Regions from separate parts of the Homo sapiens genome. Here regions 1 and 2 are each linked to region 3. A link is a loop called in an ENCODE intact Hi-C map of the cell type or tissue named here. Cell type or tissue: sigmoid colon. All regions are shown on one strand. Each heading gives the region's core, and the rest is flanking DNA. Links, peaks and the distances in the headings are about the cores only. Region 1 has its middle 30 kb from the start of LYRM4-AS1. Region 2 holds the start of LOC101927888 (a long non-coding RNA gene). Region 3 overlaps LYRM4-AS1 (LYRM4 antisense RNA 1).

Region 1 (10,741 bases), core at 3,252-8,251, 57 kb after region 3:
CTTCTTGGACATACCGATGGTATGGCCCTGGTGGCCGGTGGTCTTGGTGTGCTGACCTTGGACACAAAAGTCCCAGAATTGGTGCGGTCCTTTATTGACCCAAATCTTGTTCAGTTTCTCCAGACCATTGGTCAGGACCTGGCTATATTTTCCATCGTCGACATCCTCCTGTCTGTTCAAGAACCAGTCTGGGATCTTGTACTGGCATGGATTCTGCATAATGGTGATGATATGCTCCACCACATCCTCAGTGAGTTTTCCTGACCTTTTGGTGAGGTCAATATATGCTTTCCTCAACACCACATGAGCATATCTTCAACCCACACCCTTAATGGCAGTGATGGCAAAGGCTATTTTCTGTCACCCACTGAATACTCACAAAATGTGCTGGAACTTCTCAAGGATCACTAAAGACATGGTGGCAGCATGAGCAGCAGTCTGTAGGACTTTGGTGTAAGAGTAGCTTGCTAGTATTTTGTTGAGGACCTTTACATCTATGTTCATTAGGGATATTGGCCTTTAATTTTCTTTTCTTGTAGTGTCCTCAGCTGCTTTGCTATAAGAGTAATGCTGGTCTCATAAAACAAAAGGTTTTATTTTTTTTCCCCAAAAAATTCCTTTTCTGATAAAGTGTCCTTGCCTTTTTGCACCAAGTCTGGCTCCATTGATGAAATAATAAACTCTGAAGCTGATGTCACTACTACGCTCCCAGGCACTTTAGGATGTTTGACATTTTATTTAGGAGACAGTTTCGTTTTTCTACTGAATGATTACAAAGAAATCATTTTCCATGCAGCATACTTGCTCTCAATCAAAACACTCGGATGTGATTTCAAAGCCTTGACACAGACCTGGTGGGCTGTGGATTTCCAGGAGGGGCTGACTCTGGACACTGTAGCCCCCTGGGCCTCCCCATATGTGTGTGTGTGTGTGTGTGTGTGAGAGAGAGAGAGAGAGAGACAGAGAGAGAGAGAGAGAGAGAGAGAGAGAGGTCGAGCAGTGACTGTCAGCCCTGATTCTAGATTCTGGGTGGCAGCCCCCAGATCCTAAAGGGAGAATCTGCTGATCCCAGAATTCACCCAAGCTGGAGAAGCTTAGCTTTTAGATGCTGTGCAGTCTTCTTGCACTTTTCTTCTGTACACTGTGTAGATCCACATATGATCTCCAAGGACTGAATTCTGAGGGATGCCTGCAGTTCAAGGAGATTAAAGTATCAACAGTTTACCGTGTGCCAGGGAGCGCTAAGCAACTGTGTGAGTTTCCTTATTTAGTTCTCCCAAGGACCCCATGAGGTAGGGACACCAGTGCTCTCTCTTTTTAGCAAGTCTGTGCATTGAGCTTCTCGTTAGTTTTCAATTCCCACAACCATAGTTTTAAGTCAAGGCTTCCTCACTGGAACAACAGGCATAGAAGCGCTTGTGTCCCCTGACTCCTGGATATTGCTCTGAGGAGTCTGACCCAGCATCTGATGTGTGCTTGGCTGTGCCAAGACAGAAACTTTAAACTGCGGACATAGAAGAGGCTGGTCTCTAGCCTGGACACCATGCAGGTGACACTCAAATGACAGAGTAAATAAAGGGGATTCTGGGAATATGTATTCCTGGCAATAAATGACACAGAAAGAGTCGCTGTAGGAAAACACGACTCCCGCCAGACTGCACAAAGGGTGGAAAGAGGGAAGGAGAAAGGTGTGTGCTTGATTCTCCCTGAGAGTTGGAACAAGACAAAAATGCCCACTTTCACCACTTCTACTCAACATAGTACTGGAAGTCCTACCCAGGGCAATCAGACAAGAGAAATAAATAAAGGGCATCCAACTTGGAAAAGAGGAAGTCAAACTGTCACTGCTTCCTGATGATATGATCGTATACCTAGAACACCCTAAAGACTCTTCCAAAAAACTCCTAGATCTGATAAATGAATTCAGTAAAGTTTCACGATACAAAATTCATGTACACAAATCAGTAGCTCTGCTATACACCAACAATGACCAAGCTGAGACTCAATCAAGAACTCAATCCCTTTTACAACAGCTGCAAAAAATTAAAATAATAATAATAAAATACTTAGGAAAATACTTAACCAAGGAGGTGAAAGATCTCTACTAGGAAAACTACAAGGCACTACTGAAAGAAATCATAGATGACACAATCAAATGGAAACACATCCCATGCTCATGGATGGGTAGAATCAATATTGTGAAGATGACCATACTGCCCAAAGCAATTATAGATTCAATGCAATTCCCATCAAAATACTATCATCATTCTTCACAGAACTAGAAAAAACAATCCCACAATTCATATGGAACCAAAAAAAGTACACATAGCCAAAGCAACACCAAGCAAAAGGAAGAAAGCCAGAGGGATCACATTAGCTGACTTCAAATTATACTACAAGACTATAATCACCAAAACAGCATGGTACTGGAATAAAAATAGGCAGATAAACCAATGAAACAGAATAGAGAACACAGAAATAAAGCCAAATACTTACAGTCAACTGATCTTTGACAAAGCATACAAAAACATAAAGTGGAGAAAGGATACTCTATTCAATAAATGGTGCTGAGAAAACTGGCAAGCCACATGTAGAAGAATGAAACAGGATCCTCATCTCTCACCTTATACAAAAATCAACTCAAGATGGATCAAACACTTAAATCTAAGACCTGAAGACATAAAAATTCTAGAAGATCATATTGGAAAGGCTCTTCTAGACATTGGATTAAGAAAAGAATTCATGACTAAAAACCCAAAAACAAATGCAACAAAAACAAAAATAAATAAATGGGACCTAATTAAACTAAAAGGCTTCTGCACAGCAAAAGAAGTAATCAGCACAGTAAACAGACAACCCACACAGAGTGGGGAGAAAATATTCTCAAATGATGTATCTGTCAAAGGATAAATATCCAGAATCTACAAGGAACTCAAACAAATCAGCAAAAGAAAAACAAATAATCCCATCAAAAAGTGGGCAAAGGACGTGAAGAGACAATTCTCAAAAGAAGATATACAAATAGCCAACGAACATATGAAAAAATGCTCAACATTGGCGGGCGCCTGTAGTCCCAGCTACTCGGGAGGCTGAGGCAGGAGAATGGCGTGAACCCAGGAGGCGGAGCTTGCAGCGAGCCGAGATCTTGCCACTGCACTCTAGCCTGGGCGACAGAGCGAGACTCCGTCTCAAAAAATAAATAAATAAATAAATAAAAGAAAAAAGAAAAAATGCTCAACATCACTAATTATCAGGGAAATGCAAATTAAAACCACAATGAGATACCACCTTACTCTGCAAGAATGGCCATAATTAAAAAATTCAAAAACAATAGATGTTGGCATGGATGTGGTGAAAAGGGAACACTTTTACGCTGCTGGTGAAACTGTAAACTAGTACAACCACTGTGGAAAACAGTGTGGAGAGTCCTTAAAGAAGTAAAAGTAGAACTACCATTCAATCCAGCAATCCCATTCCTGGGTGTCTACCCAAAGGAAAAGAAGTCATTATACAAAAAAGACACTTGCACACACATGTTTATAGCAGCACAATTCACAACTGCAAAAACACAGAACCAACCTAAATGCCCATCAGCCAATGAATGAATAAAGAAAATGTGGTATATTTACAACGTGGAATACTACTCAAATGTAAAACTAAATGAAATAATGGCCTTTGCAGCAACTTGGATGGAACCGGAGGTTATTATTCTAAGTGAACTAACTCAGGAATGGAAAGCCAAATATCATATGTTCTCACTTACAAGTGGGAACTAAATCATGTGGACGAAAAGGCCTAAGAATGATGTAATGGACTCCAGGGGGAGTCCAGGGAGGAAGGGTGGGAGGGGGATGAGGAATAAAAGACCACATATTGTGTTCAGTGCACACTGCTTGGGTGATGGGTTCACCAAAATCTCAGAAATCACCACTAAAGAACTTATCCATGTAACTGAAAACCACTGGTTCCCCAAAAAACTATTGAAATAAAATAAAACTTTTATTTTTATTTTTAGAAAAAGAAAGGTGCGTGCTAGGAGGAAGGCGCCAGATTAAAGGCGTGTGAAGGGGCTGGCAGGCTGGGCTCGGAGGGGGAATGGGGCCTCCAGCTCTCAGCAGGGCAACAGTGGAACCACCTGGATGGCGGGACAGAGAGGAGCTCACAGCTCGTCCTGGACCCCATCCCCAGAAGAAAATGTCCCACCTGCTCCTTCCAAGACCACCTGGATGGCGGGACAGAGAGGAGCTCACAGCTCGTCCCGGACCCCATCCCCAAAACAAAATGTCCCACCTGCTCCTTCCAAGATGCAGGGGGGCTTTGTGCACAGGGCTTTGTGGGCTCTGTAGGAGTAAAGGTACCGAGTTTTTGCACCTCCCTGGAAATTCTCTGATAACTGCCACTGTATGCCCTGGTGTCAGCCGTCACCAGCCAGGATGAAGACTCGTGCCCCAGGCCAGGTCCCAAACAAGCTTGTGGCTAAAGGAATTTCACATATCTTTAGTCTCTCTCTCTCTGTCTAAAGTAAAGGGAAGAAGAGAGGCCCTTTGAAATATCTAGAAATATCTGAGCTAAATGTATGGGTAAAAATTCCTTTCACAAAATGCTATTTTTCAAAAGGAAGCAGGGTGTCTATTTTCACCAAGATGGATATTTCACAGCACTTTGGGATGTTCATAAACACTTTCTTGCCTTCATTTAGCCCAGGAAGCTGAAAAAGAGACAGAACTGAATGAATTTGCCTTGCTTATTCTTCCCTGAAAGATGGCAGACAGCAAGTTGCTGCTTGGCATAAACCCAAGACCTGCGTGATTAAATAATATATAACCATGGGGAGCCAGCAGGCACATGAATTGGTTTTCTAACAAGTGCACTTTCGGCCAAGAGGGTTAGCTGAGGTGCCTGCTCCCTGTCTCAGCCAGACCAGCAGCCTCGGGGCTTCCAAATACAGCCACTGTCTGCCCCAGGCGTATTCAAGATGGAAAAAAAAATGCACATTTAAAGGAGTCCAAATCTTATGTAAAAACAAGTCCACAGGTCCAGCTGGAATGGTCCTTCCAAAGAGGGAAAACACCAATTTAAATATTTGATTTGTATCCAAATCCATTTCATCAAAGACCTGGCACCCAGAACAGTCTGCCGACCCATCTGAGAAAGAATACAGACATTTCTGGTGTCCCTGAAAAGTAGCCTCAGCTCCCCAGGCCACCGGAGCCAAGAGCCAGAACCGGCTCTGAGTTTGGGGCATCAGATTACCCAGCCCCAGGATTACACACAGGCAAGTCCGGCTGAAACCGGAGCTGCCCCAACGCTTGCTTTATGCTGGCTTTGGGGCTTGAGCTTCCTCAGTCACAGCCAAACAGGGCCTGAGGCTGGGAGCTGGTGGGCTGGGAGCTGGGGCCTCCTGGAGAGCTGGGTCCAGCCCCTCGGTTCCAGCTTCCCTGTGCTTTCTGCCACTCTCCCTGGATCCTTCAGCGGCAGATTTTCGAGTGGTCCGGCCAAAGCCCAAGACAGTCACTGAATAATCGGCTGCAGTTTGCAAAGCCATTCCGTTTTGCAACTGCTGTTTTCATTCAGAATTTTCTGGAATTCCAATCCTCCCCCACCACCCTCCATGGTAGGTTTGTTTTTTTTTTTAAGTCTTCACACTTGGAAGGCACTTGGGCCTCTGAGGTGAGGACATGGGAAGGACTCGGATCTGCCTCCCCACTTTGGAAGGACACCCAAGACACAAAGGGACCGAAGGGAGGGCAAGATGGAGCATCCCAGCTGCTTCTGGGAAAAGACCAGGCCATAGAAATGGGAGAGCAGGGAGCACCCCACATCACAGCACTGCTCGACACTCGGCTATCCACCTCGAAAGCAAGATGCCGATCATCAAAAAGCAGAGCACGAGAAACAACCAAGTCATCAGACAGACAAATCTCCCTCCCTACCACGCCTGGCGCACAGTGGGTGCCCAGTCAATGTCAGTTCAGTCGAACTGTTTGTTGACAAGATCGCCTCACTGAGTACCAACTTCCTAACTCTCTTTTCGCCCGTTGGAAAGGTCAAGTTATTTGTACTTCATGGACTGTTCCGAGCAACTCTTCTGACACTTTTTAAAAAACAGCTTTGCTGATCAAGACCATTAGGGATATTTTGTCTCAAATATTCAAAAAATGCATGTCAAGGGGGAAAACTAACTCCATAGAAATCTTTCTTTAAAACAATTTATTTACCCATTATTTATTTATTTGAGACAGAGTCTCGCTCTGTCACCCAGGCTGGAGTGCAGTGGTGTGATCTCAGCTCTCTGCAACCTCCACCTCCCGGGTTCAAGCAATTCTCCTGCCTCAGCCTCCGAGTAGCTGGGATTATAGGTGTGCATCACCACATCCAGCTAACTTTTTGTATTTTTAGTAGAGACGGGGTTTCACTGTGTTGGCCAGGCTGGTCTTGAACTCCTGACCTCAAGTGATCCACCCACCTCGGCCTCCCAGAGTGCTGGGATTACAGGCATGAGCCACCACACCTGGCCTAACAATTTATTTATTTAAATTGTGGTAAAATACAGCGGAAAATGTACCATCTTAACTATATTTATTTTTATTTTTTTGAGAAAGTCTTCCTCTGTTGGCCCAGCTGAAGTGCAGTGGCACTATCTCAGCTCAAGCAATCCTTCCACCTCCGTTTCCTGAGTAGCTGGGACTACAGGTGCACGCCACCATGCCCAAAAATGTTTTGTGTTTTTAGTAGATACGGGGTTTCAGCATGTTGCCCAGGCTGGCTTGAACTCCTGGGCTCAAGCAATCCACCCACCTTGGCCTCCCACCGTGTACCATCTTAACCATTTTTCAGTGTGCATTTCAACAGTGTTAAGTGCCTTCACACTGCTGTGCAGCCGTCGCCACTATCCATCTCCAGGTCCTTTCCATCGTCCCAAACTGAAATTCTGTCCCATTAAACACTCACTTCTCACTCCTCCTCTCCCCGTCCCCTGGCAACCCCCGTTTGTCTCTGTGAAATTCACTACTCTAGGAACCTCACGTAAGTGCAAAAAATTGTTTTTTTAATTTAGAAAATATCTTGTGGCTAACGAGAGAATTATCAGCTGAATCCACAGATTTGACATTTCTGTTCCATGAAGCCACAGTGACACAAGCTCTGGTGTTCCAGGGTGAACAGTTCTTCCCTTGGTCACTATTCCTGAGGGAGTGACAGTCAGGATGCATCAGGGTTTGACACAGTCTCTGGGCAGGCTCCATGCTCTCCTGGAGATTTAACTCAGTGTGCTTGATGTGGGCCAACCTGGACCCCAGGTGGACACGCATGCTCGGCCAGTGGCTCTGTGACCCTACCTTTCATCCCTTCCCTCCCTCATTCCACGCTTCCCTCAGCCTGTGCCCTGCTCAAGTCCCTCCTGAGCCTGGAGACTCCTTCTCCATCCAGCTCCTGCCCACGGTCAGCTCCTGGGCTGCCCCATGTCCCCCCCACTCCCTCCAGGCCTGCAGCTGGCTCCTTTCACTCCCTCCAGGCCTGCAGCCGGCTCCTTTCACTCCCTCCAGGCCTGCAGCCGGCTCCTTTCCTCTTCTCTCCCCTTGTTTGTATCGAGCCCATCAATGACTTCCCAATGCCAAGTCCAGCAGGCCTGTTATAGGCTGAATTATGTCCCCCCAAAATTCACTGTTGAAGTCCTAACCTCTAGCGTCTCAGAATGTGACTGTATTTGGAGATAGGCTCCTTACAGAGGTGATTAAGTTAGGGTGAGGCTATCAGAGTGGCCCCTAATCCAGTAGAATTGGTGTCCTCATAAGAAGAGGAAATTTGGACATAGACAACACACAGGAGATTGAGACCATCCTGGCCAACATGGCGAAACCCCATCTCTACTAAAAATACAAAAATTAGCTGGGTGTGCTGGCGCGTGCCTGTAATCCCAGCTACTCAGGAGGCTGAGGCATGAGAATCACTTGAACCCGGGAGGTGGAGGTTTCAGTGTGCCTAGATTGCACCACTGCATTCCAGCCTGAGTGACAGAGTGAGACTCTGTCTCAAAATATATATATATACATATATATATATAGGGAGAGAGAGAGAGACAGAGAGAGAAGTGTAATATATATACAGAAAAACTACCAACCCTGAGTACACCTTGATGAATTGTCACAAAGTAGGCACACCTGGGACACCAGACCCGAATCAAGAAAGAGAATATTACCAGAGCCTCCCTCCCTACAAGCACCATTCCCCGAAGCACATCCCGAGTGAGTGTGTGAGGACACAGCAGGAAGGTGGCCATCTGTGAGCCAACAGAGAGGCTTCGGGAGGAACCAGCCCTGCCCACCCTTTGATCTTGGACTCCCAGCCTCCAGAACTGTGAGAGAAAATGTCTGTTGTTGAAGCCCCCGGTCTGTGATACTTTGTTATGGCAGCACACAAACAAACAAATACCAGGCTCCTTCTGGTCCTTGTCCTCCTTGTCCTCCCCTTTCCCTCTGCTTGCCCCCTGGGTGCTGCTGCTCTGAGATGACCCCTCCTCGCTGTGCCTGGCATTCCTCTCTCACAGTCCTGGCATCACTCACACACCCTTCCCGAGCCTCAGCTGGGTGTGCCAACTGCTTGCCAGACATTCGCTTAAGACAGCTCCACAGGCCAAGTCGAATCCAAGATCTTGGAGAGGCCAAGATCTCCAAGTCAGCCAGGTCAAAACAGAATGAGTGGCCCTCTTCTGCCATACCCAATTTCTTCTTGTTTCCAGTGTCACTGGCTCCTCTTTCCTTCAACCGTAACCAATCAAACACCGCGTCCTGATGATTTTACTTCAAAGGCATTTAACAAAATCCCTTCAGTGATTCCCTGTCACAGGACGAGATTGCAGCTCATCAATCTGGTAGACAAGGCCCCCCTCCAGTGCCCCACCACTCCGTGCCCCACAGCCCGGCTCCTGGAGGGCTACGCTGTCTCAAGGCTCTGGGACGTTCTTGGACTGTGCCTGGTCTGCAACACATTCTCGTTTTTCTTTTTCTTTTTCTTTTTTTTTTTACCATATCCTCTCTCAAACTGTTTATCCTCTAAGACTCAGCTTGGGCATGACCTCCTCCAAGAAGGCACCCCTGAATTCCCGGGCTGTGTTGAGTGCCCCTTCTTGATAGTTCCAACACATCTAGGGTGCCCTCATCATCATCATCATCATCACCAGGGTCTTGCCATCATCAGTACAGTTTATACAGCAAAATCATGTACTGAGCAATGGTCGTGTTGGGCACGTGTTTAATCTCATTTGACCCTTAAAACAACCCTGTGGAGGAGGTACTACCTTATCCTCAGTTCACAGATGAGGATACTGAGGCGCAGAGAAGTTAAGCCACTTGTCCAGGGTCATAGTCTATTATAGCATTATTCATCCTTTGTATCATGACCTCATCTTCTAATCTCCTCCTCCTTTGTACTGCCTGCTATGGTCTGAATGTATGTGGTCCCCCACCGAAACTCATGTGTTGAAACCTAATCATCCATGTGATAGTATTAGGAGGTGGGGTCTTTGAGAGGTGTTTAGGTCATGAGTGTGGACACCTCATGAATGGGATTAATGCCCTTATAAAAGAGGCTCCAGGGAGCTCCTGTGCCCCTTCGCCATTCGAGGACACAGTGAGAAGGTGCCATCTATGAAAGAGAAAGTCGGCCCTCACCAGACACCACATCCACCAGCGCCTTGATCTTGCACTTTCAGCCACCAGAGTGTGTGTGTGAATAGTACATTTCTGCTGTTAATAAGCCACTCAATTTATGGTATTCTGTTACAGCAACCCAAACAGACTAAGACACTGCCCTTGAGAACAGGAGCCACATCTAATTTATTTTTGGATCCCCAAGGCTCAGCATAAGTAACATGATAAGGAGTTGTTGCCATGAAGAACTGAACAGAATCGAATGGAACCTCTCACAGGCCACCTGGTCTGGCAAAGGCAAGACACCAGCTTCCTGGCTTTAGCTCCTGCCCTATGCCCAGGACTGGCCTTAGGTAAGAGTGGGTCCACATGGGATTCTGTAGGAAAGGAACCTGCCTACACAAGTTCTGTAGGAAAGGAACCTGCCTACACATGGAAAATATCTTTCCTATCTGCTCTACGGAGCTGCACATCTCTTTAAGGGAAAGAACACCCTCATTCCATAAATCAAAGTAAAGATTCAAAAGAAAATATGGCTGGTGCCCACCTTTCTCCGCTTGGCAGTTTGCACTTTTATCCATTGGCCAATTTGTTGGTTTGAAGACCTACCCTTCCTTTTATCAATCAATTCCAGAATCAATAATGCTTATTCTTTTATAATCAAAGAATGCATGCATTGTTGAGATGTACATATCATTACATGGAAATTAGTCTGCTGAGAGCTATCCTGCTTTTGATTATTTTATATGGGGCAAAAAGAACACGTGAGGATGACAATGAGAAGAGGTTTTTGTTTTTGTTTTTGAGGTACAGTCCTGCTCTGTTGCCCAGGTTGGAGTGCAGTGGCATGATCTTGGCTCCCTGCAACCTCCATCTCCCAAGTTCAAGCAATCCACCTGGCTCAGCCTCCCATAGGGCTGGGATTACAAGTGTTCTCCACCACACCTGGGTAATTTTTGTATTTTTAGTAGAGACGGGATTTTGCCATGTTGGCCAGACTGGTCTCAAACTCCTGACCTCAAGTGTTCCACCTGCCTCAGCCTCCCATAGGGCTGGGATTATAGGCATGAGCCACCAGGCCCAGCCAGAAGAGT
Region 2 (10,741 bases), core at 3,798-8,797, 680 kb after region 3:
TGCTTCACTGCCCATGGCTGGCCATGCCCCTAAGCCTCTCACTTTCCACACATTCTGGGAAGACTGTGATTTCCTGGCCTTTCTGCACTTGTAAAGCCCTCCTCTCCTCTTCTTGGACATCCTCCCCCTACATTCTGTTGTCAACTGGCAAACACCTACTCAGCCTGCAAGAGCCAGTTCAATTACTAATCCTCTCCAGAGCGTTCCTGAGGATTTCAAGATAAAGTTAGTCACCCTCTTTCCTGTGCCGTCAGAACCCCCGGGTCCCCAGACTCTGTAGCTCTTATCCTATTGTATAAGACCTATTGATTCATGCCTGTCCCTCCCATCAGGCCACATGAGTGCACGACAGGGGTTGTGTCCTGCTCATCTTTGTGTCATCATTCCCCCTGCAAAGCCCATCACTATGCCTGGTATGTTATCGTGAGTTGATAAATTCATCTTTTGAAAAAACAATTTCTTTTTATATCTCTGAATTTCTTGCTCATCATAGCTTTCATATCAAGAGGAATAGCAATTGGAAAATAACCATCCTCAAACAGTATTGATATAGTGCCCTTGCACATGAAACTATACAAAGAGTTGAAGGTCTAAAATAAATTTTGAGGCTGGGCACAGTGACTCATACCTGTAATCCCAGCACTCTGTGAGGCTGAGGTGGGCAAATCACTTAAGGTCAGGAGCTCAAGACCAGCCTGACCAACATGGTGAAACACCGTCTCTACTAAAAATACAAAAATGAGTGGGATGTGGTGACGTTCACCCAGCTACTTGGGAGGCTGAGGCAGGAGAATCGCTTGAACTCAGTGGAGGTTGCAATGAGCAAGATCATGCCACTGCACTCTAGCCTGGGTGACAGAGTGAGACTCCATCTCAAAAAAATAAATAAAAATAAAAAATAAAATTTGGACAATTATGTAACTACCAATGGCCAACCAGTATATCCTGGATTTCTATGATGTCCCTAGAAATGGATGAAAACACAGAAAATATAATCCCTGACATAGGGAGCTTACAGTCTGGTCAGGGAGGCAAGACCTACGTGGAATAAAACCATGGTATTTTGAAGCTGGAGGGGTGTCATTAGAGAAAATAAAACAGCAACCACCAAACAAGCAAGCAGTCAGTTGGTTCTGATGTCACAGGTGCCACTCCAGTGCTGTTCCACACAGGTCCCTCCTGCAGGTAGCTGCTCTGCCTGCCAAGGCTGCTGCAGGCCTGGGAGGGAGCCCCCACCAGGAACACTGGGAGATCAACCGGGAGATCTTAGGGATTCCAAGCTGGACTCGTGTCCATATTGGAGAGAATGCCCCCGCTTTGGGTTACACTCTGGTGGAGAGGCACCCCCTAGCATGTCGCAAAGTTTGATGAACGTTTTTGTCACATCCTCTGACTTCAGAACCCAAACAGGAGTCCAGGGAGCTGGGCCAACGCTGGCTTCAAACACAAGATGGCATACTACGCTCTGATCCCTGCCTCTCTCTAGCAAAGCCTATTCCCGAGTCAAGATCCTCAGGCCATCTCTTGTTTTTTTTATGCTGAGTGCTTTCCAGGGAACATCTTCCTTCTCCCTTGTCAGTTTAGGTGCTCTGAAAAGCAGATGCTAGGACTAGAGTAGACATGCCAGAGGTTTATTGGAGGAGACATTTGGTGACAAAGGGGAGGGAGCATAGGAAGGCAGGGAGGACCCTCAGACTGAAGTGCGGGTCTGACCCCTGTGAGGGCAGAGAGGGAAGAAGGATGGTCAGGAGGAGCCTCAGATGTCACAGAAGCCCTGAGAGTCCCAGTTGGGCCACTGGGAGTCCCTGGGCCAAAGCTGCCAGGAAGAGGAATCCTCCAGAGTCCTGGCTTTGGCACCCTCTCTGGGTAGCCTGGGGAGGTGGGACCTGGCTTGGCCGCCATGATGGATCCAAGGCTTAGCAGCTGGAGGCTGTAGTCAGCAGTGTTCTCCACAGAAGCTTCTCTTGCAGAGAGATTTGAGCAAGGCATTTCCATGGCTGCCACACCCTCGCAGGTAGGATTTTGTTGGAGAGCTGGAGAGCTTACTGAGCTGTGTCTGTGGGCCTTGTCCTGGCACCCTATTCTGTTCCCCCTGCCGTTGTAATGAAAAGCAGGAAAGAAGTGATTAAACTGCAAACACTGTGGAGCAGGTATGAAGTTCAGATTGTTCACAAGCCTCAGGTGTGCAAAAATAAATTTAGCTATTTCTCAGGCAATTAAGTAATTTCTCTTTCAGTTCAAGGCTTCTCTGTCAGTTTGGGGTTACTTTACTTTAATGAATTCAAGTGTTCCTGATCCTGGCTCCCTGTGGGGTTGCACACACATTCCAGGTCTCACCTGCTGTCATGACAGTGGAGGAGGATGGCGCCTGGTCACCACTCTGCCCTGGCTTCACTGGAGGTGTTTGCAGACCAGGGGCCTGGGGTGCTGGCCTCTGTCACCACCGCCTCTCCTGCTGCTGCCCACGGTGTCTCTCAGGTCTGTGGCTCACACAACCTACCTCATGGCCACTACTGGTATTTTTCAGCTGTGAACCCTAGTCCATTTCTGGTCTGAATTCCTTCTCTCTCCACTTGCAAGTTGACTTCGGCATCATGGCTGGTGTATAGTCTGCATCAGGAAGAGCTGTGCAGCTTAGACTGGCTCCCTTCAGCTAGGGTATTTCCAGAAGAGAGCTGTCCACTGAAGACTGTCCACTGGTGACATCTGCTGCAGCTAGGGGAAGAAACACTTCATTCCTGAAATGGGAGCTGGGAGGGAAAGCTTCAGCACGAGGGCACCTGTGGGCAGACGTCTCAAGAGCGTTGACATTATGGTCCTCGTCACATCCCGTGAAGATACAAATGGAATTTACAGTGATGTGAATTTAGACCTACAGTCCCACTCCTCTCTCTCAAGGGACAGTTCATGCATCTGAGGACTATGTGTCCAATGGGAGAACCTTCTCAGCCTTTCCTGTCTGCCTTTGTGTTCTCTTCCATCTCCTCACTCCCCATGGGCATTTCCACCGTAGACTGTCAGGGAAATCAAAAGCAGGGAAATGCAAACCAGTCCATAGCCAGCTCTGGCCAAAGCCTCACCTGGATGGGACATGGCAGTGGCAGCCTTGGCTCAATGGGTTTGGAGGAATTTCCAATGGCTTTCACTCCCGCAGCTGTCACATGGACAGTCGCAGTGTCTTCTCAGGGCGTCTTCCCAGCATGGCCACTACAGAATTGTAAAAAGCCTCTGGAAGCCCATGACTGCACCTCTGCGATCTCTCTCCCACCCTGCCCATAAACAGCCCAAAGGAGAATCCTCACATTCAGACAACATAAAATGTGCTTGAGTGGACACAGATTTCTCACTAATTCTCCGTGAAATCCATGTCACACTGCCACCTACTTCTTTCTCTATTACAGTAACACAGGAATGAGTCATAGTCTGGACGATCTTCTAGAACCCCCCGAGAGCTGCAAGAGCTGGGAAACAAGCCCAGGCAGCGCTGCCAGGCCTCTCGATATAACGCTGCTTTTGTGCCAGACCCACTGGGGGCTGTGCCTCTGCGACATTTCAGCTCTAGAAATGCTCCCTCTCCATTTCCAGCCGCCATCGCACACACGCAGATGCCTGAAATTCCCATGGCTAGTGACTCACGCCTCCTGGCTCGGCAGCAAGAGTCCTGAGCTCACTTCACTTTTGTTGAAAATGAAGAAGCCACTGGGAGGGGTGTTGCTTTAAGTCAGAGAGTGTCAGAGCTGGACGGGATCTTAACTGCAACCCTGTTCTGGGTGCTCGTCCAGCTGGGCACTGCCATCACAGCCCAGCCCGGGGAAGCCACAGGAGAAGCAGGGCTTTTTGGACTCTGCAGAGCAAAGTGTTCCTTACACTGGAATGTAGTATAAAGCAACACTTTTATAAACAAACAAGGATATGATGTGATGCAGAATGCTGAATCTGGGTGAATTCGTAAAATAGAGCGTGATATGTTGGCCACTACTGGACGGTTACTAGTTCCTGCACTCATTTACAGTGGCTGTGTGGCTGCTCTGTTGGGAAGTTTGGGAAAGCGCTGCTTAGACAACAGCAAGCTACCGTGTGACCCAACAATCCCACTTCTGGGTATACACCCCAAAGAATCAAACACGGGATCTGGAAGAGATATTTACACCCCCGTGTTAATGGCAGCATTATTCCCAACAGCCAAATGGTGGAAGAAATCCAAGTGTCTCTTAGTGATGAATGGATAAACAGAATGTGGTCATCTACACAATGAAATATTATTGAGCCTTGAAAAGGAAGGAAATTCTGACACACTGCAACATGGAGGAACATTATGCTCAGTGAAATCAGCCAGACACAAAAGGACAGATACTGTGTGATTCCACGTACATGCAGTACTAGAGTAGTCAAAATCATAACAACGGAAAGTAGCATGAGAAGGGCCAGGAGCTGCTGGGGAAGGAGGGGAAATGGGGAGTTGGTGTTTCATGCGGACAGAGTTTTCGTTTGGGGAGATGAAAAAGTCCTGAAGATGGATGTTGGTGATGGGTGCATAACATCCATCTAGTGGATACTGTGGCATCCAATACCACTTACTATTGTATGTCTTGTATCTTCCCCATGCACAAACTCCACCTCCTTCTCTGGACAGCTCCTGAGGGTTGGGTGATGCCTCATTCACTCTTACAGTGTAATTTTCCTAATGCCACTAAACTGTACCCCTAAAAATGACTAAAATGGCAAATGTTGTGTTACGTTAAAAGGGGAGGGCTGCATGTGAGAACACTAGTGAATTGCCAGATCACCTCATCCCACCCCTCCCTGTCCATTTCCAGGTGTTGGAAGCTGAGTTCAGAGAGCTGCTGTCATTTCCTGGGGTGCACGGCTGGTTAGTGCTGGAGCTGAGCCCAGGCTTCCTGACCTCTACGTCAGTGTTCTTTCCTTAAAAAAACCCATTGTTTATCATTTTTTTCCATGCTGATTGGAGAGATGGCAGTCAGATGAGGCAGATGTGGCTATGTCACTTGTGGCCACTCCTCTTTTCCAGTCCCGCTGCCACCACCCTTGTCCAGGTGTGCACAGCCTGAATTACAGCAGTAACCCTAATTTGCCTCCCTGACTCTAGTCAAATGCGTTTTGCTCACACTGCTGAGGGACAGACTAAGCATTTCACCCCCTGCCTCCCAAATGTCCATGGTTTCCCATTTTCAAGAAGAGGAACAGCAAAAGTTTTAGACTTAAATGTGACACAATTAATTGGTAATGGGCATGTGTCCTCCAAGAAGCAGATACTGAAATAAAATTCAAAGTGCAAGAGATTCTAGGGGATAGCCACCTGTGAAGCCTAAGGAGGTGGGAGCAGGAGAAGCTGAGAGGGAAGGAGCATTGGACAGGAAGAGCCCCAGATCTCATGGCAGTCCTGAGCGAGTCCTAGGCAGACAGATGGCAAGTCCTTGAGCCAAAGCTGCCCATAAAGGGAATCACCCAGAGGGCAAGAATGGCCCACTTCTAGCACCACTGCCAGGCTCAGTGTTGGCCGGAGGCAGCTGGCAGAAGTGCGGCCAGGTGCGAACACCCTGATGGATCCAGAGGTGCAGCTTCCCGGAGGTTTCAATCAGCTGTGATCTCTGCAAAAGGTTTGCTTGCAGGCAGGCACCTCTGTGGCTACTGCAAGATACTTGGTCCTTTTGCTTTTATATACTGAGGAACATCTGGATTCTGAGGCCATAGTCAGGCCACGAAGAAGGGCCACAATGGATCACTGGTGTTTCTTGGCTTTGTGTAGGAGGTGGTTAGGTACAGGGATAGGATAGTTGTGGCGCATCAACAGTGCATTTGGCATCCCTTCTCTTACACTGTTAGATAGAGTCAAATTCCATAGTCTGGTGTTCAAGGTTATTCATAACCTGTCTCTCTGGCCATTGAATGCTATGGAGTTCTCAAGGCAAAAACCGCCTCCTCCTTAAATCCTTCCCCTTGTCCTCTGCCTTTGCTCTAAGCCCCCACAGCCCTCTGAGCCTTACTTATGGCACCTACTATTGTATATCTTGTATCTTCCCCATGCATAAGCTTTATCTCCTTGTCTGGACAACTCCCCGGGGTTGGCGTGATGCCTCATTCACTCTTGCAGTGTGGTTTTCCTAATGGCATTGACGTACAGTCCGGTCGAGTTAAATTAACTTTCTCCTCTCAATGGACTCATCACATGGGAACATTGAATTCAATACCAACACGGGGGCTGACGCCTGGGCCTCCTCCCTCCAAGAACGTAGAGGGTTTGATCATGTGTTCCTGCTACCATGCAGTAAAAGGTGAGGCTTTCCTTTACCGCCGCATGTCGACCTGTCCTTCCACTCAAATAGAAGATATCCACAGCAAAGAGCCCTGTGTTTCTCTAAGAACAGACCTCGGCAGAGGCATTTTATAACATCACAATATAAGGACCAGCACCTTATTTTTAAAAAATACTTTTTAGGCCGGGCATGGTGGCTCACGCCTGTAATCCCAGCACTTTGGGAGGTCGAGGCAGGCGGATCATGAGGTCAGGAGATCGAGACCACCCTGGCTAACATGGTGAAACTCTGTCTCCACTAAAAATACAAAAAAATTAGCCAGGCACGGTGGTGCATGCCTATAGTCCCAGCTACTCGGGAGAGGCTGAGGCAGGAGAATGGCATGAACTTGGGAGGCGGAGCTTGCAGTGAGCTGAGATCGTGCCACTGCACTCCAGCCTGGGTGACAGAGCGAGGCTCCGTATCAAAAAACGAAAAACAAAACAAAAACAACTTTGTAAAGCCCTAACAATATATAAACGGTAGCTATTCAATATCTCTTCAGGAATAAAGCAAGCAAGGAATGCCAAAATTGGAGGCTGTGGTGGGGAAGGCGGCTGGCAAGACTCAGAACAAAATGTGCTGCTCTACTGTTTTGGCCTGAGCCAGCTTTGGCCCCATGATGGATCCCAGGCCACTGAGTTTGAAAGTAACGTTCGGCTAATTCCATCTCGTCTTCGACAGATCACTTCCTCCTCTGCTGAGATTTCTCACAGCACTTCATCTCTCTCTGCTCTCTGGTCAACCCCAGTATCAGTCATCACCACGAAATACATCACTCTGAAGTGAAAGTGTGCTGGGCCCTTCCTAATTGTGCAGAAATAGGCATAATGAGCTAGCCAGTTGTGCTGCCTTTTAAAAGAGAGAAAGAGAGAAATGAAAAAGAGTCAGAGTCACTTCAAGAAGAAATGAGCTATCTTTATAAAAGCAGGGGACAACTTCTAGAAATAACCTCCAGAGTGGAAATTTGATGACTGCCTTATTCAAAATACTTGCTGTAACTTAAAATACACTGTCAGGGTATTATAGAAAAGACACTTGTACTTTGCAGGAAAAAATAAGGCTTCACGAGTAGGAAAAATATTTTTAAATGATCTATTTTTCATAAAAATGTAGTGCTCATGATTTGTCACCGAGGCATGGGCGCTGGTTTCATCTAGCTGCTCTCATTTGCTCCGTGATACGCCTGTGCTTTCCAAGGACACCCAAGGGGCTGCACCCCTCCATAAGCAATGTTCAAAAGGAGCACGGGGCAAGTGCTCCCAGCGCCTCATGGCTACAGAGCCCTGGGCAGTGGCACCGGCCGCCTGAGACATGCCCCTGGGACATCTGGGTTTCCTCTGCCCATTTCTCCATGCTGTAAACAAAGAGTGGTCACTGGGTTGCCACCTACCCACAACCATGGCCATACATGCCACCCAGCAGTGGCATGAGTCAAGCCCTATCCCATTCCGTAGGGCAACAAAGCCTGCTAGAAAATCAGAGCCAGTGCTTATGGTTTTCTGCAAAACAGGTAAGATGGCAGGTGAGTTCCTCCAGCCTTTCAGCATCATGCTCACAGTCCCTTCTCTCCGCTCCAGATGACCCTAAGTGTCAGCCCAGCGATGGCGCACAAATCCAAGGATGTCACCCAATTCTACTGATGGCTGAAGTGGGTCTGCCCCCCGAAACAACTCTGGACAGTTTTCTGTCACTCCTGTGACCTCTCCTTTCTCCAGCTATCACCTGTTGGTGGTCCCTGATTCCAGACAATGAGTCAGGGACCCAGAGGGAGAGTCAGCGTAATCCCCGACCTCAAAGGAAAACCTAGACATGAGGGACAGAGACACAGGAGAAACAGCAAAAGAGACAGAGCCAGACAGAGAGACATGCAGGAGACTGCGAGATGGCAAGACAGAGAACCAGAGGAAGAAAGGTAGAAAGAGAGGTGAAGAGAGAAAGACAGGTAAAATAAGGAGAGGGAGGAAAGAGAGCAAATTGAAAAGGATTTTCTTTCTTTTTTCTCTCTGGTGGCTTGAAAGTTCTTTGAAATGATTCATTCTCTGTCCTCTTCAGACAGCAGCAATCAGCCCATGCTCATGTGCAACCTCGAGGAAGCCTTCCTGGCTCAGGGGAGGAATGTGCTCTTTGTCGCTCTCTGGCCATTGGCTGGCCCCTGAGGGCTCCAGGGCGCCCCTGATAACTACATTTAGACAGGCAGTCACAAGCCTGGGGACTGCAGGCACAGTGAGGAAGGTAGGGAAGGGTCTCTCCAAGACAGGCCCACCAGGAGCCCCCACTGGGAATAATGCAGCCCCTCTCAGGGGATGGAGTGTCTGGAATTCCATGGCTGAGGTGCAACAGGTGACTGAAGGTTTGAGGAGGCAACGCTGCCACTCACAGTCAGAAGCAGAGGGGATGAGATGGCCAGATGTGATTGGAATCAGACACAGTGAGGTTTGAATCCTCACTCTGTCCTTTTTGTTGTGTGGCCTGTGTGACAGGTCCCACAGCCTCTCCAGCCTCTGTGGGAAGAAGGATCATCTGATGCCTATGTAATAGAGTTGCTGAAGGAGTGGAAGCAGCTTTGACATTATCAGTGGAACCCACCAGTGCAGACTGCTTCACCAAGGGCACCTGAGGCAGCAGATCTGAGGATTAGGGACGTAGGGAGCTGAAGCCTGGCTGGAGAGGTGGTGCGCACAAGAACCCCCACATTCCCCGACAGGAGCCTGAAAAAGGTAAGTGGCAGCCAACATAGGTTTCACAGCCAAAAGTGGAGGATTTTATGCAGCAGGCCAGTTCTCTGAAAGCCCACTTGTGAAAGGATACGTTCTGGGGATACCCACTCCACCTACTTACAAAAAGCCTGTTTGAAGGGAGAGGCTTTCTGGCCATACTTGGTGAATTTATATATATTTGTCAGGCTGGGCACGGAGACACAAAAATTAGCCAGGCATGGTGGCACGCGCCTGTAGTCTCAGCTACTCAGGAGGCTGAGACAGGAGAATCGCTTGAACCCAGGAAGCAGAGGTTGCAGTGAGCAGAGATCGCTCTACTGCACCCCAGCCTGGGTGACAAAGCAAGACTCGTTCTCAAAAAATAATAATAAAATAAAATAATAAAATAAATATATTCGCCTTGTGCAATATTTCAATGCTTGGCAAGGGAAGTTTTTAATTTTTAACTAATTTCTTTCTAGTCCTTGGTAAAGCCATTTTCTGTCTTGCCTACATTTTAGCTTTTTAAAAACCCTTTCTCCAGTTTTACTGAATTGACTGATTTACCCCCCAAAAAAGTTTGTTTTAGTTTTTTATAAAATTTCTAGCAATAGATTGGGAATGGCAGAGGGAAGGGAAGACTAAGAGACAGAGGAGGAGTAGTCTGAGGGTCAAAGAGGGGCAGTTTGGTCACCAGCCTCCAGTGAGTTCTACCTTTGGGTCTCCCCTTCCTTGTGTCATCCTCTTCCATGCTGGATAGGAATGATTTGTGTAACCAAGAGGACAATGCAGAAATAACATAGCAGTTTCCCCCTTCCTCTCTCTTGGATCACTTACACTGGGATAGCAAGACGCCATGTTGGGAGGACACGGAAGCAGTTCTAGGGAGAGGAGCACATGGCAAGAAGCCAAGGCCTCCTGCCCACAGCCGGTGAGTAGCCATCTAGGGGGTAGATGTTCCAGCTCCAGTCTCAAATGACAAATCACCTTAATTGTGACCTTACAAGAGACTCCAAGCCAGAACCATCCAGCTAATCTGCCCCTGAACTCCTGACCCACAGAAATTATGGGAGATAATAAATACTTGTTGTTCTTTTAAGCCATTAAATTGGGGGATAATTGGTTCTGTAGGCAGACAGAGGAGGACTCTGAAAAGCAAAGGAGGATTTGAGGGACCCAGATCCCTGCAGTCCTGACTTCCCATGGCTCTCCTGGGCCCTGTCTACGCATCTGAATGAATTGCTATAAGCTTCATAAGCAGCTGAAAGGAATATATATTTTATAAGTTGGAAAATTTGATGAATTGGTCATTATGGAAATAGATCCTTAGATGAATTGACTTTCAGTGAATTAGTTTTCTGTGAGTAACCTAGAGCTGGAATATCTAGAGTGTTTTTATATTTTTGAATCATAGAGCCAGGGTTTTAGAAAGCATTTCACCTGAGAGATGTTAAGGTGAGGCTGATATAAATAAGTATCAAAGTAGTAGTAGCTGAGACAGAGGTTTGGGAGACATAATATCCTCTGTCCCCTCTCTCTCATTCTCATTACATTTATCTGGGTCATTGTAAGGCAAATGTAATAAACTCCCTATCCATGGATGACAATACTTATACTTTTTTATTTTTGGTAATCTGTGATTATGTTTGGGAATAAATTTGCCTCTACAGGATGATGATAAGAATGTAATTTGCAGATAGAATAAAAACAGAAATTGGATTCATAAAT
Region 3 (10,741 bases), core at 2,869-7,868:
CATATGTGGGGGGGGGAAGGAAGGAAGGAAGGGAAGGGGGGGAGGGGAGGGAGGGAGGGAAAGAGGGGAGGGGAGGGGAGGGAGGGAGGGAAAGAGGGGAGGGGAGGGGAGGGAGGGAGGGAGGGGAGGAGGGGAAGGGAGGGGAGGGAGGGAGGGAAGGAAGGAAGGAGGGGAGGGGAGGGGAGGGAGGGAGGGGAGGAGGGGAAGGGAGGGGAGGGAGGGAAAGGAGGGGAGGGGAGGGGAAGGAGGGAGGGAAGGAAGGAAGGAAGGAGAAAGAGCCTTGCCTTGAAGCAGCTGGTGGGGGAGGTGGAGGAGAGTGTGACGGATCCCGCTGCTGCGATGCACGCTGAGCCAGAGGTGTGTGCAGGGCATGTCACCTGGCACTGAAGAAAAGATTTTCAGCTGCCCTAGGGGAGGGTCCAGAGAGACTTCCTGGGCATCACTGGGGCTGAGGCTTAAAGGATGGATCTGGGTGACTAGATGGAGAGGAGAGGGCACCTCAGGAAAAGCATCTTCAGGCAACTACAGAGAGTTCAATGGGACTGGACCCCCCAGGGTAAGGGTAGTGGGAAGCACAGCCAATTCTTGTGATTCGAGGTAGTTATGTTCTACGAACATTCTTCAAACCCTGAACTAGCAAATACTGAGCTATTTCTCCTGGAGAAAGCATGGGTTGGGTTCTGTGAGCGTCTGGTCACAACGTTTTCATCAGCTGAAACACCATTTGTGTTACAGAGGTTTGTTTATCAACATCCTAGTAGAACACGCAGGTCTCATCAGCATTGAGAACCTGCCCTTCCACATAACTCTTTTCTTGTATAGCACTCAGCGGGTATTTTTACAATTCTCCCACAGCCTCCTGATCTGCAAAACTCGCCTCGCCTGCCCTGCAGGTTTAACCTTTTTCACATTGTATCACCTTCTGGAACATGAGAGCCAGTCAGCACTAGCTGAGAAGGGCTTGACATGTTCCTGACTGTAAACTTCTTTGGCTTTCAGACTCACAACAATGTTGCTACCACGCTTTTTGAAAAAAAAAAAAAAAAAGCATTGCTGTAAAGGAACACCTAGGCTGGGTAATTTATAAAGAAACGTTTATTTGGCTCTTGGTTCTGCAGGCTGTACAGGAAGCATGGTGCCAGCATCTGCTTCTGCTAAGGGGTTCAGGCTGCTTCCGCTCATGGCAGAAGGCGCAGGGGAGCCGGCGAGTCACATGGTGAGAGAGGAAGCAAGAGAGAGAGGAGGAGATGCCAGGCTCTTTTTAACAATCAGTTCTCATGGGAACTCAGAAGAGCAAGAACTCATTCATTACTGCAAGGATGACTCCAAGCCATTCATGAGGGACCAGATTCCATAACCCAAACACCGCCCACCAGGCCCCATCTCCCACACTGGGGATCACATTTCAACATGAGACTTGGATGGGACAAACATCCAAACTGTATCAGACATCATCTCACGAATCCACAAATTTAGCTGCTTTCCCTTCTTTTCTGTAGTTTCACAACCTACTATAGAAGCACTTTCTAGAGGGGCCTGCAGAAGTGAATTTCCTCTTCCATGGCCTCGATGTATTTGGCTGTTGATTCAGTATCACTGAACTTACTGCCAACAGCACTACAACTCACGCTGAAGGCACCTCATCCAGCACAGGTATTGTCTCCACAGGCACATCGCAGCCTCCTGCACTCAGAGACAGTAGACAGCACTTCAGCACCGTGCCTGGGGACATTTTAAACAGCAAAATCACCAACAAAAGTACAAAAATGCAAAAGCATGGCTCTGGATAGACAGCAGGAAGGACCACTTGTTTCTAGTGTGAGAGCTGGGACAAGAAAGCAGAGGGGTCACCTTGCTTCACCTCAGCCGGGAACAGATGCCTTGGACTACTCAGATTTTTTCCCTGCTCTGTACAAGTCTGTGAATCACTGTGAAGCCACAAGTATTGATTTGGTTTACAAACACATTTTAGTGAAGAGGTGAATTTGCAGGTATGGAATCTAGAAATAATGAGATCGGACTGTAAGGCTGGAGACGAAGATGGAGAGGCTGCTGCCAAGTGACAGGCTGGCTCTTGTCCCAGAAGCTGTGGACTGCCACTGGAGTGTTTCAAGCAAGGGAGTGGCTTGATCTGTGTTGTAGGAACAGCACCTTTTCTCAACTTAAAAGTGTGGCTTGAAGAGAGGAAGACGGGAGACTGGTTAGGAGATGGATGTATCCAGGTGAGGATGAGGGTGGGTGAACGGAGCCAGGGATAGAGGTCCTCAGGGGAGCTGACCTGAGACCCCTGTGAGTCTCGGGTCCTGGCAATGGGGCGGCGGTGAGTGGTGAGGGGGAGGCATTGAGGACAGCGCCCGGGGTCCCCGGCTGGGGCACATGCTGGGGTGTAGGGCAGTGGTCAAGGGCCCTAGCCTTGCAGTCAGACACCCCTGGCGGGCTGTGTGGCTTAGACATGCTCCTCCACTTCCCTAAGCCTAGTTGTTTCATGTCTAGCATAAAGATTCCGTGTGGCAGGAAGAACACACCCCCGGGAGTGATTCTGAGATTGAAATGAGTGCTGGTGCTTTTCACCTAAACAAGGAAAACGGGGAGAGAAGCAGTATGTGGGGTGGGAGGGAGAAGAGTCTGTCTGGGCGTGGGGATTTGGACGTGCCTCTGGACACCCATGGACAAATATCCTGAGGCCATCTGATGTTTTCCGGGGGCCACGGGAGTGGGGGAGGGGAAGGTGGGGCGGAGACACAGACTTGGGCATTACCAGCAGGCAGGGGGCTGCTACCGCCATGAAGAGTGGGCAGTGCCAGGATCAGAGGGCCGGGGTAAAGCCTGCGGAATTCCCACATTTCAGAAGAGGCTGGGAAGGAGGTCAAGGAAGAGCAGCAGGAGGAGGAGAAAGCAGGAGGGTGTGGAGGGACGGGAGGCGGGGAGGAGGAATTCCAGGAGGGAGTGGCCGGGGTGACTGTTCTGAAAGCATGGACTGGAAGCCACAGCACATTTGGGCTGCAAGGAACCCGAGAGATCTTCTAGTCTAATCCTCTTTCAGTCTCCATCCCCGTCCGGATGAAGACAGCGAGATCCAAAAGTAAAGTCAGTTGTACTGTGACTTCCTAGCAGGATACCCTAACTCCTAATTCATAATAAAACTACAGACATTCTCAATTCAAAATTCTTCCTATTCAGTCACACTGGACTTTCTCCCAATGTGACAAAATTATTGAGATTTTATTGACTTACTGAACAACTGTGGTCTTTGCCATGTACTAAGATACTGTGTAGTCAAACTGCGCCTCTGAAATCTATTTTTATTGTACATTTAACAAATTTTGCTGTAAACAATAAGTTTAAAAACAATAGTCATAACTCATTAAACTGTATCTTTTAATTTTAATATGTTATTATACCTCAATGAAACTCAGTTTTAAAAAACAGTGAATAAAAAGTTGAGCTATTAAAACTAAAAAGTAATTATTTGCTAGTTTGTATACACAGACCCAAGAAATAGAAATATAGGAATATTTGGAACTTGCTCCTTCTTACAGCCTTGAGGGAACCGCTTATCCCTTATTACGCCTTGGTTTCCCTCAATGAAACTAGAAAATATTACCTTGCAAGACGCTCATAGTTAATTAATACGTATGAAGCTCTTGAATCTAAATATTAAATACTTGATGATATTGTCTGGTAAATATTATCTAACTGCATTTATAAATACTAGCATTTTTACAGCCTAGTGGTAATTACAAAGTATAGCCCATTTAAAATGAATACAAATATGTGCATATATATTTTTCCTGTGAAAGTAGGAAAAGAAAGTTGAAATTATGCAAGAACAAAGTAGAAAAATATGCCTCTCATATAAGATTGAGTGTTTCCATTGATCAATATAATTTTTAAAATGTTGTGATGATTCTTTTTTTCACTTAATTGGCTATGTCATTTGCACTCTACCTAAGTGAGATATTAATAAATTGTATATGATGTAAATAACAGGAAACAAGAAGAACTGCTGGCCTTATTCATAGTTAATAAAGAGAACCAGATGATGAAATTGTCTGAAAATAAGCCATTTTGTTTATTAAAAAGTTACTTCTGCTCCAGGGATCCAAGTAATAGAGCTTTGTGTTTTCAGAGGGAATGTTGCCATAAATCAGGGTATCACAACCTCAGCACTACCGAGGTTTGGGGCAGCTGGGTAATTCCGTTGTGGGGGCTGTCCTGTGGGCTGTGGGAGGTTGAGCAGCACCCCTGGCCTCCACCCACTAGATGCCACTAGCACCCCCTCCCTCATTTGTGACAACCAAATGTCCCCAGGGGGCAAAATTGCCCTCAGTTGAGAAACACTCCTATAAATATCATGTCCATGCTGGGGTGGGTGTACTTTTACATGTACGGGGGACTGGCCCGTAGGTTTGGCGGTAAGTCCTGGGCTTCCAAATTGGCATTTCCCAGTAGCTGGGCTGATGTGACAGCCTTCGGTTGCTCGGGCCTCCAGGCAGAAAGTGGAGGTGCAACAGGGGCTGTTTGCACGCTGCCTTGGCAGAGTTGGGGTGACAGGCACATCTCATGTGTTCACAGACACTGCCAGGCCTTCTCAGAGCTCATGACTTGCCTCCCCTTTCCCTGCAGTTAGGGAGCCTTTTGTCTTGCCCTCAATTCTCCAAAATAACCCAAAAGGTTTCCTTTATCTTTAACTCTGTTATAAACATGTTGACACTTTGCCAAACAAAAACCTGATGAAACATATTCTGAATTTTCTACTTTCCTACATAAAAACTTACAAACAACAGGCTGAAGGAAAGAATGTGTAGAGAAGATACAGGAAGTGACATCATAAAGCTGGAGGAGACTTTAGAGCTGAGCTGCTCTTGGTCACGCGGCACACAGTCCCAGTGCTCAGTCACCATGTGTCCTGCATGGCTCCCATGTTGGACGGCACAGACGGAACATCTCGATCGTTACAGGAAGTTCCACCAGATGGCGCTGTCTCCAGGGACATCTAGGGCACAGGCCTTACTTTATAACGAAGTCCTAGAGAGATTTATGTTCACCCGGCTGAAGAGAAGCAACGAGCTCAGGGCAGAACCAAGACTGGGAAGCAGCCCAGTTAACCCCACGCTGCGATCTCTCCCGCACACAACTGCCTTGTGGCAGGTCCACACCTGGAATGCCACATGGGGTTTTGGCCATCATAGCCTAAGAATGAGGGTCAGATAGGTAATTAAGAGAATGGACCAACTCTAAATAAAATGTTAGTCCAGTTCAGTAACCATGTCTCGTATACCTGCCATGTACCAGAACTTGGTCTGGTTATGAAGTTGAAAACAAACAAACAAACAAAAACCAAATAGATCCCTGTCCTAGCAGGGCACACAGACTGGGAGGCACTCCTTTCAATCCCACGTAGCCATCCCAAAGATAAAGATGAGCCCAGGGCCCAGCCTGGGGTGGGGAAGGTGGGGAAGGCGTGCTTGCTAGAGGAGATAGCATCCCTGTAAAGAAGGCAAGAAACGAGCTGGGATGGAGGGAGTTGCAGAGCCCAGCACTCAGGGGAGCAGACGGGAGGGCGGCCTGAGGATTCCCCTGACTGTGGCTTCGTTCCACTCACCTGGCTGTGCCCGGCCACCCCATGTAGAGGTCCCTCCTCAAGGCAGCATGTTTAGGGCACCGCCTCCACACAGATTCCCTTCCCATCCTGTGGCCCGCTTCTCATCCTCCACACCTGTCTTGCTCAGTGACGCTATGCTCCATGCAGGCTTATGCTTCTGGAGCCTGAGAACCAGCCTCCACTCTTCTCTCTCACACTCTATATCTAAGCTGTTGGCACACTCTATTCCTTTTTTTTTCGGTAAGTTCTAGAACCTGCTTCATCCATCCCCATGACTATCTTTGTCTCGGCTTCCATCATCTTTTTCTCTCTTTCCCTCTCTTCTTTTTACTTTTTATGTTTTTTAAGAGATAGGATCTTGCTGTGTTGCCCAGGCTGGAGTGCAGTGGTGCGATCATAGCTCACTGCAGCCTTGCACTCCTGGGCTCAAGAAGTCCTCCCGCTTCGGCCTCCTGACTAGCTGGGACTACAGGCATGCTCCACCATGCCCAGCTATTTTTTAAATTTGTTGTAGAGGTGGGGTCTGTGTTGGTCTGACTGATTTTTGAACTCCTGGCCTCAAATAATCCTACTGCCTTGGCCTCCCAAAGCACAGACTACAGATGAGCTGTGATGCTTGGTCTTCTTTATACATTAAAAAAAATTGAGATATAATTCACTGCCATAATATTCATCCTTTTAAAGCATACAATTCAGTAGTTTTTAGTGTATTCACAAAGTTGTGCAACCATCACTGCTATCTTATTCCAGAACATGCCATCACCCCAAAAGAAGCCCCATATCCATGAGCAGCCACTCCTCATCTCCCCTTCCCCTCTCCCTGGCAACCACAAATCTCCTTTTTGTCTCTATAGGTGTCTCTGTTCTGGACATTTCATGTAAATGGAATCCAACAATATGTGGTCTTTTGTCACTGGCTTCTTTCAATCAGCATGTTTTCAAGTTTGTTGAAAGGTTTCCATGTTGTAGCACACATCAGTATCATCACTTTATTCCTTCTTATGGCCGGACAATATCCTCTTGTATGGATATAGTGCTTTTGTTTATCCATTCACGGGTACATAACAGTATGCTTTTGTCTGCCCGTGGACATCAGGGTTGTGTCCACTTCGGGGGGATTATGAGTAGTGTGACTATGCGCATTCCTGTGTTAATCCATTTGGGCTGCTATAGGAAAATACCACAGCTGGGTGGCTCACAAACAACAGAAATTCATTTCTCACCATTCTGGAGGCTGCAGGTTCAAGAAAAGGTACCAGCAGATTTGGTGTGTGCTGAGGACTTGTTTCCTGGCCCATAATGGCACCTTCTCACTATGTCCTCATATGGCAGAAGGGGCCAATGAATGCTCTGGGTCCTCTTTTATATGGCAGTAATCCCATTCATGAGGGCTCCATTCTTATGACCCAGTCACCTCACGAAGGCCCCGCCTCCAAATACCATCACCTTGGGGGTGAGGATTTCAACATAGGAATTTGGGGGAGACACACACCTTCAACCTATAGCAACTCTTGCTCAAGTGTTTGTGTGGACATATGGTTTCACTTCTCTTGGGTACGCCTTCATCTCTTCATAAGATTGGTGAATACATTCCTCAGTTTTTCCTGCCTCCAGACTTATCCTCTCAACCCACTCTCCAACCTTTTAGTCAAATTTATTTATTTATTCATTCATTCATTCATTCATTCATTTATTGAGACAGAGTCTCACTCTGTCTCCCAGGCTATTCATTCATTCATTCATTCATTCATTTATTGAGACAAAGAGTCTCACTCTGTCTCCCAGGCTAGAGTGCAGTGGTGTGATCTCGGCTCACTGCAACCTCTGCCTCCCGGGTCAAGCAATTCTCCCGTCTCAGCCTCCCGACTAGCTGGGACTATAGGCGCGCAGCACCACACCCGGCTAATTTTTGTATTATTAGTAGAGATGAGGTTTCCCCATGTTGGGCAGGCTGGTCTCGAACTCCTGAACCCAAGTGATCCGCCTGCCTCGGCCTCCCAAAGTGCTGGGATTATAGGCGTGAGCCACTGCACCCAGCCTAGTCTAGTTTTTTTAAACATGTAAATCTTTTAAATGTGTAAGTTGTATCATGCTGAACCCTGTATGTAAAATCTTTCCATAACTTTCCATTGCACTGAGAAAAAAATGGCCAAAGCTTCATCTGGCCTTCCTCTTCAACCCCGTCTCTGGGGGATGGGGGAGGGGAGTTGGAGATGGGGCTGGGAACACCCGTCTGTTTCCCCCAGCTCGCTTTAGGGTACAGTGGGGCTACAGTCCTCCGTAGCATAAACGCTGTTGCCACTTGCCTCTCTCCTGTGCCCAGCCCTCCACCAGCCCGGGGCACTTAAGCACCCTGAAAGGGAAAGGCTGCGGTGCCACCGGTCCTGTTGTCTCCAGGGCCCCTCCTGAAAACTCCATGGCACAAGACCCCTGAAGGTGAGAGCTGAGAGGGCCTTGGGGAGCACCCAGCCTGGCTGGCTTTCCAGCTGTGCCCTGGGCAGCTTTGTGCTGCTGGGGACCTGTCAGAGCTGGGAACCAAGGAGTGGCGCTGAGTTCCAGGGCTCTGTGGGTGTGTTTCCTGGCAGTTTTGTTTGAACAGAATTTTTATCAGCAGAAAGAAAAAGGGATCTGAGCTGATGTGGTGGCTCACACCTGTAATCTCAGCACTTTGGGAGGCCGAGTCAGTGGATCACCTGAGGTCAGGAGTTCAAGACCAGCCTGGCCAACATGGGGAAACTCCGTCTCTACTAAAAATACAAAAATTAGGCCAGGTGCGTTGGCTCACGTCTGTAATCTCAGCACTCTGGGAGGCCAAGGTGGACAGATCACTTGAGGTCAGGAGTTCAAGACCAGCCTGGCCAACATGGGGAAACACTGACTCTATCAAAAATTATAAAAAATTAGGCAGGCGTGGTGGCAAGCACCTGTAATCCCAGCTACTCAGGAGGCTGAGGCAAGAGAATCGCTTGAACCCAGGAGGCAGAGGTTGCAGTGAGCCAGGATTGTGCCACTGCACTCCAGCCTGGGCAACAGAGTGAGACTCCATCTCAAAATAATAATAATAGTAAAATAAATAAATAAAAATACAAATACAAAAATTAGCCAGGCATGGTGGCAGGCGCCTGTAATCCCAGCTACTCGGAGGCTGAGGCAGGAGAATCACTTGAACCCAGGAGGTGGAGGTTGCAGTGAGCTGAGATAGCGCCACTGCACTCCAGCCTGGGTGACAGAGTGAGACTCCATCTCAGAAAGTAAAACAAAACAAAACAAAACAAAACAAAATAAAAATAAATATATAAAAAGAAAAGGGGATCTGAGAACAGATTAATTTAATACAGCCCCCTTCATTTATAGAGGAGGAAACCCAGGCTAAGCCAAACGCAGCTCCTTCTTCTCCAGGCCAGAAGCCAGGAGTTGCTGTCCACTGCCTCTCCCGGGGACCCATGGACACATGGCAGTGGCTCTGCCTTCCCCAGGAAGCCTATGGAGTCACCAGGGCAGGCTCAGCGCTCCGGGACACCAGGGCACAGAATGAATGCTGGAGAGAAAACAAGACATGGGCTAACAAAGGCAGAAACAGCAGAGTCACCTGCTCCGGCGGGGCAGAGACCAGGAAAGTGACTCTCTAGCGACTCGGGAAGTGCTGCCTCCAGAAACTCCGTCCAGACCCGCAGAGAGCAAAACCTCAGAGGAGACCTCACGTGACCAGGCTTTAAAGAAAGTTTGTGGGGAGGGGTCCCAGAAATAAACGAAGGGAGGAAGGAAAGAAAGGCGCTGGGTGGGAGCCTCAGGAGAGGCTCTGGGAGGCGGGAGGCTAAGCTGTCCCCCTCCCTCCTCGCTCCCTCCCTCCGCACCCACCCCGGGAGCAGCGGCTGTCGGGATCCAGCTGCAATTTTTCAAACCAATTAAGGAGAAGTGCCTCGGTCGCAGGAGGGAGCGCTGTCGGCCTCTCCTGACTCAGCAGGCACAGACCAGGACCTTTGGGGACGCGATCGGAGGGCTCTAATTGATCCTCTTTAAGGAAGAAATCAAAAGTAGCAGCAGCTACTCTTTAGACTTTAAACTACTGAAGGGGCTTTCAACAGAGGTTTTCCACGGAGCGCGCGGCTTCCTGGCTGCCTTAACTGTCTGTACGCCGGCAGGTTTCCCTCTTCACTCCCATTGTCTCCTGCACAGGCCTCCTGTCCTGCATTCAGCAAAGAACCTCCTCGAATTTGCATTCGGTGTGACATTGCCATCCAAAACAAAGAGGCCCAAGTGTCTGCGGCTGAGAAAACTCACAAAGACTTTTGTGCGGGGTCTGAAACCGCCAATCCTCAGTTACAAGTGAGTGGAAACAAAGCCGTGGAATAAAGCAGAGACCGAGAGCCAACCCCCTCTTCGGTTATTCTGCAACTCTTGTAGGCCAAATCGCTCGATGTCCCCCAGTTTGTTTGGCATTGTGTGGATGTTTCTTCAGAAGAAAAGCCCGAGGTACCTGATTTACCTCCAAGACTGAGATCAGAACAGGAAGATCTGGGCTTCTGACCCCGCCCTTGGGGAAGAAGGTGAAGTCAGGATTGCTGTCCTTAGATCCCACACCCACCTTCTCTATCTTCCACAACATGAAGGCAGGAGTGCTTCTGCTCTTCTATAAAAATTGGGTGGCAGCAAAATCCTCACTGACTGTTGTTTATGAAAACACAAGTCTTAGTGCAATGTTACCCATATAAACATGGAACCCCAATATGGCCCATCCTTGCCTAGTGTCACCTTCCAAAAAATACTAGCCTGACATAAAGTAAGACTGAAAGCAGTCCAAACCTTTATGTAGTCCTTTGAGGTAATGCTAAGAAGAAACATTTGTTCTTAAGACACAGCAAAACATCTATTAAAAATTATGTCTCTTGATCTCCCCCGCCCCCCACACTCCCTTACCACCACCTTTCAGCCTCCTGAAGACCCTGCCTCTGACACCCTCAACTGTCTAAGACCCAGCCCGCAAGACCCCTCTCTCTCCTCTCTCTCCTTCATTCTCCATTCTCTGCTTCTCTCTCACTCTCTCTCTCTCTCTCTCTTTATAGAGACAGGGTCTCACTCTATCACTCAGGCTGGAGTGCAGTGGCACAATCATGGCTCACTGTATCCTCGAACTCC

Evidence for each region. Peaks named below come from ENCODE experiments on the same cell type or tissue, not always from the same donor. Only the 100,000 strongest peaks of a DNase experiment are listed, where the experiment ranks them.
Region 1: it touches region 3 in a loop (3-fold over the local background); 2 of 110 quality-filtered maps call a loop at or near these places.
Region 2: a loop joins it to region 3, with 3 times the contacts of the local background. A loop is called at or near these places in 2 of 110 quality-filtered maps.

Annotation. Positions count from the first base shown.
Region 1 is chr6:4,968,748-4,979,488 of GRCh38, reverse strand. It overlaps the pseudogene RPS18P8. Among named protein-coding and RNA genes, the nearest start is that of LYRM4-AS1, 30 kb to the left of the region's middle. RefSeq lists enhancers at 6,860-7,384, 7,385-7,911. In sigmoid colon, for the core only: no CTCF peak of the experiment used is centred there; DNase peaks (open chromatin) are centred at 4,890 and 5,288.
Region 2 is chr6:4,344,926-4,355,666 of GRCh38, reverse strand. LOC101927888 (a long non-coding RNA gene) reads left to right here and starts at 8,505. Exons shown (of 4, transcript NR_187665.1): 1 at 8,505-8,657; 2 at 8,798-9,034; 3 at 9,861-9,944. In sigmoid colon, for the core only: no CTCF peak of the experiment used is centred there; DNase peaks (open chromatin) are centred at 4,892 and 6,916; H3K27ac peaks cover 288 bases.
Region 3 is chr6:5,025,060-5,035,800 of GRCh38, reverse strand. All of the region lies in intron 2 of LYRM4-AS1 (LYRM4 antisense RNA 1), which reads right to left. It overlaps LOC124901248 (a long non-coding RNA gene), which reads left to right and starts at 9,818. Exons shown (of 3, transcript XR_007059422.1): 1 at 9,818-9,931. It also overlaps a transcript of LYRM4 not described here. RefSeq lists a silencer at 4,843-5,003 and an enhancer at 7,565-8,064. In sigmoid colon, for the core only: a CTCF peak has its summit at 4,962 (motif pointing right); DNase peaks (open chromatin) are centred at 2,919 and 4,950; H3K4me3 peaks cover 253 bases.